Linked DNA regions of Mus musculus: region 1 is linked to region 2. Evidence: chromatin contacts called from ENCODE Hi-C or POLR2A ChIA-PET data. All regions are on one chromosome and are shown on one strand. Each heading gives the region's core, a stretch centred on a gene start or an enhancer-like site at or near the end of the contact. The rest is flanking DNA. Distances are from core to core; before and after follow the strand shown.

Region 1 (5,404 bases), core at 1,190-3,689, 430 kb before region 2:
GGAGGAGCCCAAAAGATCAAGTGGAATCCCAGACACTGAAACAAGAAGCTGTAACATTGAAATTGCTGTGGAGACTCAAAGATGTTAAAGATGCCAGAGCCATGGGATACATGCTGAGGAAAGCTGCTAACAGGGAGTGGAACCAGCCCAGGAGAAAGCAGTTTGCTGCAGTCAACAAAGGTGAAAAAGGAGTAGAGATCTGAAGACTGCTTTGACATCAGCCATGGAGATGCAGAGTTTGGAGTTTGCCCAGCTGGCTTCCTGCCTTGCTTTGGGGATTACAGTTAATTAAGTTGAATGAATCTCAGAAGAGACCTTGAACTTTGGAATTTTAACATTGTTGCGACTGCTATAGACTATGAGGACTTTGAAAGTTGGACTAAATGCATTTTGCATTATGCTATGTTTAAGTATGGCCCCCATAGACTCATGTTTTTGAACAAGTCTATGGGGACCAGGGAGTGGAATGTGATGGTTTGTATATCCTTGGACCAGGGAGTGGCACCATCTGAAGGTGTGGCCTTGTTGGAATAGGTGTGACCTGGTTGGAATGGGTGTGTCACTGTGGGTGTGGGTATAAGATCCTCACCCTAGTTGCCTGGAAGTCAGTCTTCCACTAGCAGCCTTTGAATGAAGATGTAGAACTCTCAGTTCTGCCTGCACCATGCCTGCCTGGATACTGCCATTCTCCCACCTTGAAGGTAATGGACTTAACCTATGAACCTGTAAGCCAGCCCCAATTAAATGTTGGTTTTTTATAAGATTTGCCTTGGTCGGGGGTGGGTGGGTATGGGGGACTTTTGGTATAGCATTGGAAGTGTAAATGAGCTAAATACCTAATAAAAATGGGGAAAAAAAAAAGATTTGCCTTGGTCATGGTGTCTGTTCACAGCAGTAAAACCCTAACTAAGACAGGGGGGATATGGAGCCTGAACCAGCCATCTCCTGTAATCAGGCAAGACTTCCAGTGGAGGGATTAGGATACCAACCCAGCCACAAAACCTCTGACCTACAACTTGTCCTGCTCACAAGATGTGTTGGGGTAAAGGTGGCCCAGAAATGGTGGGAGTAGCCAGCCAATGACTGGCCCAGCTGGAGACCCAAGCCACCAGAGGGAGCCCAACCCACTACCTGGGAGGCTAGATAGCCCAGAGACCTAGGATAGAACCAAACACTCCTGGCAGCAATAAATATTTTTTTTAAAATTGAGATGCCTAATGGTATAGATTGGTGCTTGGCCCAACTGTCATCAGAGACACTTTATCCAGCAACTTATGGAAAGAGATGAAGAGAACCACAATCAAAACATTAGGAAGAACTTGGGGAGTCCTGCAGAAAAGAGGGGGAGATTGCAGGAGTCAGAGAGGTCAAAGACAACAAGACAACCCACAGAATCAACTAACCTGGGCTCATAGGGGCTCACAGGGACTGAACCAGCAACCAGGGAGCCTGCACGGGATTGATATAGGCCCTCTACATATGTGTTTGGGTTGTGCAGCTTGGTCTTCTAGTGGAACTCCTAACAGTGGGAGAGGGGCTGTCTCTGACTCTTTCCTGCTTTTGGGACCCTTTCCTCATCCTGAGCGGCCTTCTCCAGACTTAATACTAGGGGAGGTGCACAGTCTTACTGCAATTTGATGTGCTATGTTTGGTTGGCGTCTGAGGGCAGGCATGCCCTTTTCGGAAAAGAAAGAGCAGTGGAGGGAAGGAGGGCTGTTGGGGAGGGAGGGAGGAGGGGAAACTGCAGTCGAGATGTAGTATCTGAGAGAATAAAAAAGAAAGAAAAAGTTCAGGCCAGCTAGGTATGATCTGCAGACGAAACGGAACCTGGGTGAGAGCTGGGACAGAAAATAACCAATCTAAGGGAGACAATGAAAGAGTGGAGGTGGGACGCGCGTGTGAAAAGTGAAGAGGGTGTCTAGACTGCAGAGAGATTTCGGGACATCGTGGGGGTCCTGGAAGGAGGCCTCAGCTCAGTAAAGGAAACCTGTCTTAGGCTGGGGTAAGTGACCTCCTGCGGACAGACTGGGGATGAGGTTGCTTAATTGGGCAAGTGGTTACTGCACACCACTACAGGAACCCAGATTTCTAAGCTCTGTGTCTCTGGGACGCTTTTCTTCTTGGAAGAAATGGGCGTGAGAATCGCCCACTCCTGGGGCTGATACAAAACTTAGCTCTGGAGAAGCTTGAAGTTCCTCCCTGATGATCCATCCTGAGACCAACTGGAGCCCCTCCTCAGCTGGACACCCCGCAAACCTTCCGTTTCCTCCGTCTGTAAGGACGGGCAGTTGGACTTACCCGGCGGTACCAGGTTCGAGTGCAGCAAGTCCCTCCACTAGGTCCCTTCAGCGCACTCTCCCCCACTGGACTGTCACTAGTTCCGGGCTGGGTCACCGTTTTGCCCACTTTGGACACGAGGTCTGCTCCCCTTACGTGTCTACCCCTCCCTCCCGAGCAGGCCAATCAGCTCGCGCCTCGGCTGCGCCCTGTAAGGGGGAGGGGCGGCTAAGGCGGGTCAGTCATGAGAATCTGATTGGTCCGCAGAAGCCTAAGGGGTGGAGAGATAGCGCACAGAACCAATGAAGAGCCGATGAGGGCTTGAGAGGCGGCCTCTGCTGAGAGCTCAGATTCTAACTGGGAATGAAGGTAGAGGTTATCAGGTTGCACCTTGTATTATTGCTGCGCCTCACAGTTACAACCTGCCTTTCTTATCTGAGCTAAAGGTACCTGCACCATCGTGGGCTACACACTGAAAGCCTGCTCCCTGAACCCCACTAAAAGACTGGCTTGCAGGGTTCAGCAAGGTCTGGACCTGATTTCTGTAGAAATCTCTAGAACCCTTATTTTGGAAGAAGAGAACTGAGTCCTGCAACTTGTCTTCTGACCTCTGCAGACCTGATGTGGCGCAGGCACGTATGCAAAGACAGAAACACACACACCACAGAATAAATAGATGGGAAAAATTAAGTAGATACAAGCAGGCATGCCATTGATGAATCTCAGGATTCCATGGATTCTACAGAGGCCAGGCTTCCTGTTCCCAGGAGTCATTTGGGCCTCAATTTCACCCCTCTGGAGGGAGCTCTGGAGTAGGGTGTGAGCCTGGAGGTGAAGTGATTGACCTGTGGCCTGGAGGTACTGGCACCCCTCTCAGAGACAGGATCCCTCTCTTTCCAGCCAATGCAACCCCCTCCCAAGTCTCCATTTAAAAGCCCTCAACATTCATCGCTGAGGTTGACTCTGCCTAGTCTCGCCTTGCTAAAGAGGCTTTTGTTCCCCTAATTGGCTATCTATCTCCAGGCACTTTCCTCTGCCTCTGCACCCATACACTGTCTGTTTTATATTCAGGCCCAGTTATGTTTTAATTGGTCATGTAGGAGACGCCCAACGAGCACCCTCCCCTCTTGTCTGCACTTTGTCTTTCTGTATCAGTTCTTAACCAGCAAGCTACAGGCTCCGGAGTCTACCCATCTACCCCATAAGACAAGCACGGTGTTAGGGCTCACCCGCACTCCCAGGGTGACCTCTCATTCTGGAACCGTCAGCCATCCAGTCCTTTGCACACTTGAGGAGTGTGCTCTGATCTGTATTTCTACTTCAGAACATTCAGCCGTGCATCCTAGAGCCCGTGCAGTCCCTCGGGGTCTCTCAACTGGGCCCTGAGATCTGTACGCAGTGAGACTTCTGTTTATACATTCCCTGGGGCTGCAGCCCAGGGACACCTGGTCCCCACAACTGGAGGCCCTACTGCTGGAGGTTCCTATATAGCCAGATTTTCAGAGTAGATGGCAGGAGGCCCCAAGGCTAGGTTCCAGCACTACTGGCATGCATTTATTGTATAACTACTGTATACTAGGCCCCAGAACTCAACACTGAGCAAAGTCAATGAAAGTTCCAGAGGCTGTCTCTAGGGCAGTGATTCTCAACCCGTGGGTCGAAACCCCTTTGGGGAGGAGTCAGTGACCTTTCCACTGGGGTTACATGTCAGATATTCTGCAAACCAGATATTTACATTACAAATCATAACAGGAGAGAAGTACATTTATGAAGTAGCAATGAAAATAATTTTATGGTTGGGGATCACCACAACATGATGAACTATATTAAATGGTTGTAGCATTAAGAAGGCTGAGGACCACTGCTCTATGTATGGGCTAGCAGGAGGTAAAAAGTGGCCCAATTAACTCTTTTAAGATTTTTTTTGGGGGGGGGAGTTTCGAGACAGGGTTTCTCTGTGTAGCCCTGGCTGTCCTGGAACTCAACTCTGTAAACCAGGCTGGCCTTGAACTCAGAAATCCGTCTACCTCTGCCTCCCGAGTGCTGGGATTAAAGGCGTACGCCACCACCGCCCGGCTTTAAGATTATTTTTAAGTCAATTTATTTATTGATTTAACATCCCAATATCAGCCCCCTCCTCCCAGTAACCCCTCAAGCAAGTCCTCCCCCCATTCCATCTTCCCCTTCTCTTTTGGAAGGAGACCCCCACCCCCGCACCGTGTCATCCCTCACTAGCTCCCCCTCCCTGCACACCAAGCTGCTGTGGGACTAGGTGCATCCTCTCCCACTGAGGCCAGCTAAGGTGGTCCATTTAGGGGTACAAGATCCACAGGCAGGCAGGTAACAGGCTCAGGGAAGCCCCCACTCCAGTTGTTGGGGGATCCGCATGAGGGACAAGCTTTTTGTATGGTACATATGTGCAGAGGGCCTAGGCCCAGCCAGTGCCCAGTCTGTGGTTGGTGATTCAGTCTCTGGGAACAGTGATGCACAACTTTAATCCCAGCATACTGCATATTTTTATTGGGTAGGACATGAACACTTGCTCCCCTTCCCCACATAGGGTTCCAAAGCAAGACTGCATAACAAGAAGATTCAACTTGGCAAATCAATGAGATTGCTGGACCTACTTGTAGAGCAGAGGGAGGAATCACTTAAAGGAGCTTGCGTGATCCCGAAACAGCCTCACCACTGTCAAAGTCTCACTAAGCACCAAGGATGACTTTCATTCTTATGTGCACTGGTGTGAGGGCGTCAGGTCCCCTGGAAATGGAGTTACAGACAGGTGTGAGCTGCCATGTGGGTGCTGGGAATTGAACCTAGGTCCTTTGGGAGAGCCACCCGTGCTCTTCACCACTGAGCCATCTCTCCAACCCCTCCTCTTTACACTACCTTCCATGGGTATACTCTGCCATCTCCTGAGACCGCAAGACAACGTGAAGCTGTGGCAGAACTACAACTAAGACGGACGCACGGGAACAAGTGGTTGGAAACTCAGAGGAGTGTCTAACAGTCCTCTCACCTCCTTCTGCATGGGAGCACCGCTGAACACAATGTCAATCAGCTTCCAGGAGTGGCCACAGCCACTCCGACGAATATGGCAGTGGCTGCTAGACTCAAAGGACAGCAT
Region 2 (4,718 bases), core at 1,285-3,784:
CAAGGTTGTCCTCAACTACATAGTGAGTTAGAGACCAGCCTAGACTACAAGAGGCCCTGTTTCCAAACAAACAAACAAAACAAAAAATGTAGCACCCACTGTGGTTTTTCTGCTTGTCTTCTTCTTACCATTTTAGTCAGATGAAACACCATGATCAAAGCAAGTTGAAGAAGAAAGGATTTATTGACTTACATGTCCATATCATGTTCATCATCATAGGAAGTCAAGACAGGAACTCAAACGGGGCAGGAACCGGGAGGGAGGAGCTGATGCAGAGGCCGTGAAGGAGTGCTGCTGGCTGGTGTGCTCTCAACATTCTTATCTTCTAAGCTTCCACAGAGCAGCCCACTAAGCTCTCAACACTCAAAGGCCCAGAGTTCCAAGGTTCTTTCACAATCCTCCCTGAAACACATGGTCAGGTCTGTCACAGCAACACCCAACTCCAGGTGCCAATTTTCCAACCACGGTCTTTCCAAGTCCATTGTTTCACTGTCATTGGAGTGTCATTCTTCAGGATTCTGGTACACACTGAAGACCAGCCTCTTGGACTGAACAACTACTGAATTCTTTGGTCATTGGTAGACAGCCATTGTTGGACTAGCTGGATCACAGCCTGTAATCCTTTCTAATTATCCTCTTCCTCCCCAACTCGCTTTTGGTCATGGTGTTTTATCATAGCAATAGTAACCCTAACTAGGACACCTCCTCACATTTGTGGTAGATGAAGGCTCTCAGACATTTGAAAAACACTCTTTTTAAATGAAAAGTTATTTATTTATCTTATGTGTGAATGTTGTACCTGCTTGAGTTGTCTCTGAGCCATTTTTGTGCAGTGCCTGGGAAGGCCAGAAGAGGGCGTCTGAATCCCTGAAACTGGAGTTAGACATGGTTGTTGGGTGCTGGGGTCCTCTGCAGCAGCAGCAAGTGCCACTGACCTACCTTTCCAGTCCCAGGAGAATCAGCCTTTACTGTTACTGTCAGGGAAACTGTGTGGTAAGGATTGAATTCAGTAGCTGTGCTTGGAACACAAGAGGTGTTAAGTAAGTTGCAAGAAGTTGTGAGTGAGCACTCACAAGTGCACACTAAGGCCAGTTGTTCTTTTTTTCTTTTGGAATGACCAATCATTTCCTAAGTATAACTTCTTACAAAGGGAATGTCTGGGTCAATAGTATACACGGATCATCCTGTGACAGGTGTCTGACTAGACTTTCAGGAACACCAGATAATTGACTCCCACCAACAGGGAGTTTCCCCTGATCCTTGCCAACACTGAATATTTATTATAATGTTGCCAATCTGATAATTGAAAAATATTTATCTCCTTGTCACCTTCATGAAGACAAACAGGTGTCAAGTGTGCTGACATTTTCTAGTGACAGGATGTATTTGTCCACTGTCTATAGCCTTTTTCCTAACTTCCTTTCTTTTCCTTCCTTCCTTCCTTCCTTCCTTCCTTCCTTCCTTCCTTCCTTCCTTCCTTCCTTCTGTCCGTTCGTCTGTTTGTCTGTCTGTCTTCCTTTCCTCCTCTCCTGCTTCTAGACACTAACACTTTAGTATGTTTTAAATATATTATTCTTTCCTTTTGGTGTATAAGTGTGTGGACACATACATGCCGTGGTGGAAGGTCAGAGGACAACTTTTGGGAGTTGATTTTATCTTTCCACCATGTTCTAGGAATCAAACACAAGTTGCAAAGCTTGTATGACAAGTGTCTCTACCCCATGCACCATCTCACTGTTGTTTTAAAGCCAGTATCCTTCTTTTCCTTCAAATCCAATGGTCCAGGTCTCAGTTTCCTCCCTCAGATCCAAAGCCCACACCCCAGACTTCCACTCTTAAACACAAGAGTCCAAATCCTACCCTTCTCCCTCAGACTCAGGAATCTATACTTCACCCTCCTCCCTCAGACCCAGGGGTCCAGGTCCCAGCCTTCTTCCCTCCTTCACAAGGCCTACACAGAAAGTGCTACCATTAACTATTATTTAGAGGAGAAAAACCATGGTTCATTCTACAGGGTCTCGATGTCTGGAAATGGAAATGCTTGGTACCAAACTATCTATCTATCTACTTTATTTATTTTCTTCCTCCCAGATAGTATTCTTCTGCATGGATCTGGCTTCCTAGAACTCCCTCTGTAGAACAGGCTGGCCACAAACTTATGGGTTTGCCTGCTCCTGTCTCCGTAATGCTGGGATTAAACGCGAGCACCACTACCACCCAGCTACTATTTTTTTTATTTCTTCCTTCTTTCCTTCCTTCTTTCCTTCCTTCCTTCCTTCCTTCCTTCCTTCCTTCCTTCCTTCCTCCCTCCCTCCCTCCCTCCCTCCCTCCCTCCCCCCCTCTTTCTCTCTCTCTCTCTCTCTCTCTCTCTTTTTCTTCCCGAACTTCAGGACGCCCTTGGATTGGTTGAGTGTGATGACATTTGATCTGGTAGCTGACACGCCTGTCAACCTCGGCCGCATTCCATCTCCAGAAACTACGTTTCCCAGCATTAAGTGCGCCATGGGCCTACTTCCTAAAGCCCCGCCTCCACATCTGGTCACTCCCCATAGCCGGGTTCTGGTGGCTGTGTGATTCCACGTTCACGCTACTCGAGCGCACGTGGGTTCCTGGGCAGCGCGTTCGTCCGCGGAGTGGCCTGGAGTGCAGACCCACGGACACCCTTTTCCCCAGCCTGGGATGAGCCGCTTTCTGCTGCCGGTGTCCGTAGTGGGCACGGTGATCGGCGGCACCGTGCTGCTCAAGTGAGTCTGCGCGTCTTCTCTGCGCGCTTGGTGGTAGGTTTGCGACAGGGGAATGCCAAACAAGGCCAGAGAAGTATCCCTTGTCCTAAGTCCTCGGACGAATTCTTCCCGCTCACTAGTATGGCTTTTCCGGGAGAGGAGGGCGGGTCACCTCTTCAAGGTCACCTAGGGAGAAGGGGTGGAGCATGGATCTTGTGCTCATTTTATCTCTGGACCACTCCTTCTCTACCCTTTCCTCTTTGCCCAGCCTGTTTGCCTCCCCTTCCTTCCTTTCTTCCCTTTCCTCTCCTCCCCCGTCCTTCTTTCCTTCCTTGCGTTTTTCAGACTGGGTCTCACCATGAAGCCTTGGCTGGCCTGGAACTCGTTATATTGACCAGGCTGATTTTGAATTCACGAGAGATCTGCCTCTGCCTCCTGAGTGCTGGGACCAAGGACATGCGTGTCTGTCACCGCTAACAGCTTACATGAGGTGTTTCCCTCCCCGCCCCCCCCCCCCCCGCATGTATGCATATGCTATGCTTTCGGAGGTTAAAAGAAGATGTTAGATCCCGTGGAACTGGAGTTATTGTGAGTCACCGTGTGGGGTGCTGGGAGCTGATCCTGGGTCCTCTGTAAGAGCAGCAGTGCTCTTACTGCTGAGACATCTCTCCAGCTTCTTGATGTATACACACCCGCTTCCCAATCATTGTTCTCCAACTTCCATGGACCCCTTCTGACACATGCTCCTTCCAACGTCATGCATTCTGTCTGTCTGTCTGTCTATCCATCCATCCATCTATAGACAAGGCAGCATGTAGCCTAGGCTGGCCTTGAGCTTGCTCTGTAGTCGAGGATGATGACCTTAAATTCCTGGTATTCCTGCCATTGCCTCCTGAGTACTGGGCTTGCAAGTGTGTACCACCACTTCTGGCTATTGTCTTTTGTTTTTATAAAAGTATGAATAAATGATTGTTACCTCTTGGAGATGTTCCAACGTATAATCCTTTTCTGAGGCCATGACGAGGACTCCCGTGTGTTTGGGTGCTTTGGTGATGGATGTGAGCTTACGAGTGCTTTGCCCCAGCTCATAAATCTTGAGGCAGGCACGAGGCAGACAGAACTCACTGTGCTGTTTCTCACCTTCAGGGACTATGTCGCTGGTGGGGCTTGTCCCAGCAAGGCCACCATACCTGGGAAGACTGTTATCGTGACAGGAGCCAACACAGGCATCGGGAAACAAACTGCTTTGGAGCTGGCTAAAAGAGGTAAGAGCAGCCCCTGCTCTGGGGTTTGAAGAGTTATGTGCACACTGTTGTGTGCACAATGTTGTGTATGGCAGCCTTGTTTATAATACCTCGAAGGCAGAAGCATTCCAGGTGTCAATTTGCAGACAAATAAACAGAATACGGCTCATCCATACAGTGGAATATTACTATGCTTTCAAAAGGAAAGGAATTCAGACATGCTTCTGTGTGATGATTCTACAGGATGTTGTGCTAAGTGAATAAAGGCAGACACCACACACACACACACACACACACACACACCCCAACAGCTACATAATTCACATTCTCAAAACTATCCAAAACCAAACCTGTTTTTATTATGTAGTGTGTGTATGTTGGGCTGGAGTGGGTCTGAGTTTGCCATCTGTGTAGACAACCATGGAAGCTGGTTTTCTCCTTCTGCTCTGTAGGTCCTGACATTGAACCCTGGTCCTCAGACTTAGCAGTAAGTGCTGTGGCCTGTTGAGCCAATTGCCAGCCTCAGTATTTGCATATCTTGATATGTTTGCTTTGTGTGTATAGGGGGGAGGTGGGTACACATGTGCATATGCGTGCACATCCTTGTGGAGGACAGAGGATAGCCTCTGGTGGCATTTCTCAGAACAACAGTAGCATATTTCCATACGTCCTTCGAATGTTTTCGTCTTCCCACACGCCTTTAGAATATTTTCATAACAGCTCCTCTTCCCCCAAATCTCCTAGCTCCAGG

Evidence for each region. Hi-C counts contacts between places; a loop is a spot of excess contacts on that map. ChIA-PET counts read pairs that join two places held with the same protein, here RNA polymerase II (POLR2A).
Region 1: a map of T-helper 1 cell shows a loop between it and region 2 (4-fold over the local background). The contact joins the promoter of Isoc2a here to the promoter of Rdh13 in region 2. A Hi-C loop is called at or near these places in 2 of 37 maps with a recorded cell type or tissue (T-helper 1 cell and T-helper 17 cell). POLR2A ChIA-PET finds 5 or more read pairs at or near these places in 1 of 5 experiments (embryonic stem cell).

What each region holds. Positions count from the first base shown.
Region 1 is chr7:4,874,088-4,879,491 of GRCm38, reverse strand. Isoc2a (isochorismatase domain containing 2a) reads right to left here and starts at 2,439. Exons shown (of 6, transcript NM_001101598.1): 1 at 2,299-2,439.
Region 2 is chr7:4,443,473-4,448,190 of GRCm38, reverse strand. Rdh13 (retinol dehydrogenase 13 (all-trans and 9-cis)) reads left to right here and starts at 2,534. Exons shown (of 7, transcript NM_175372.4): 1 at 2,534-2,744; 2 at 3,870-3,988. The coding sequence starts at 2,680.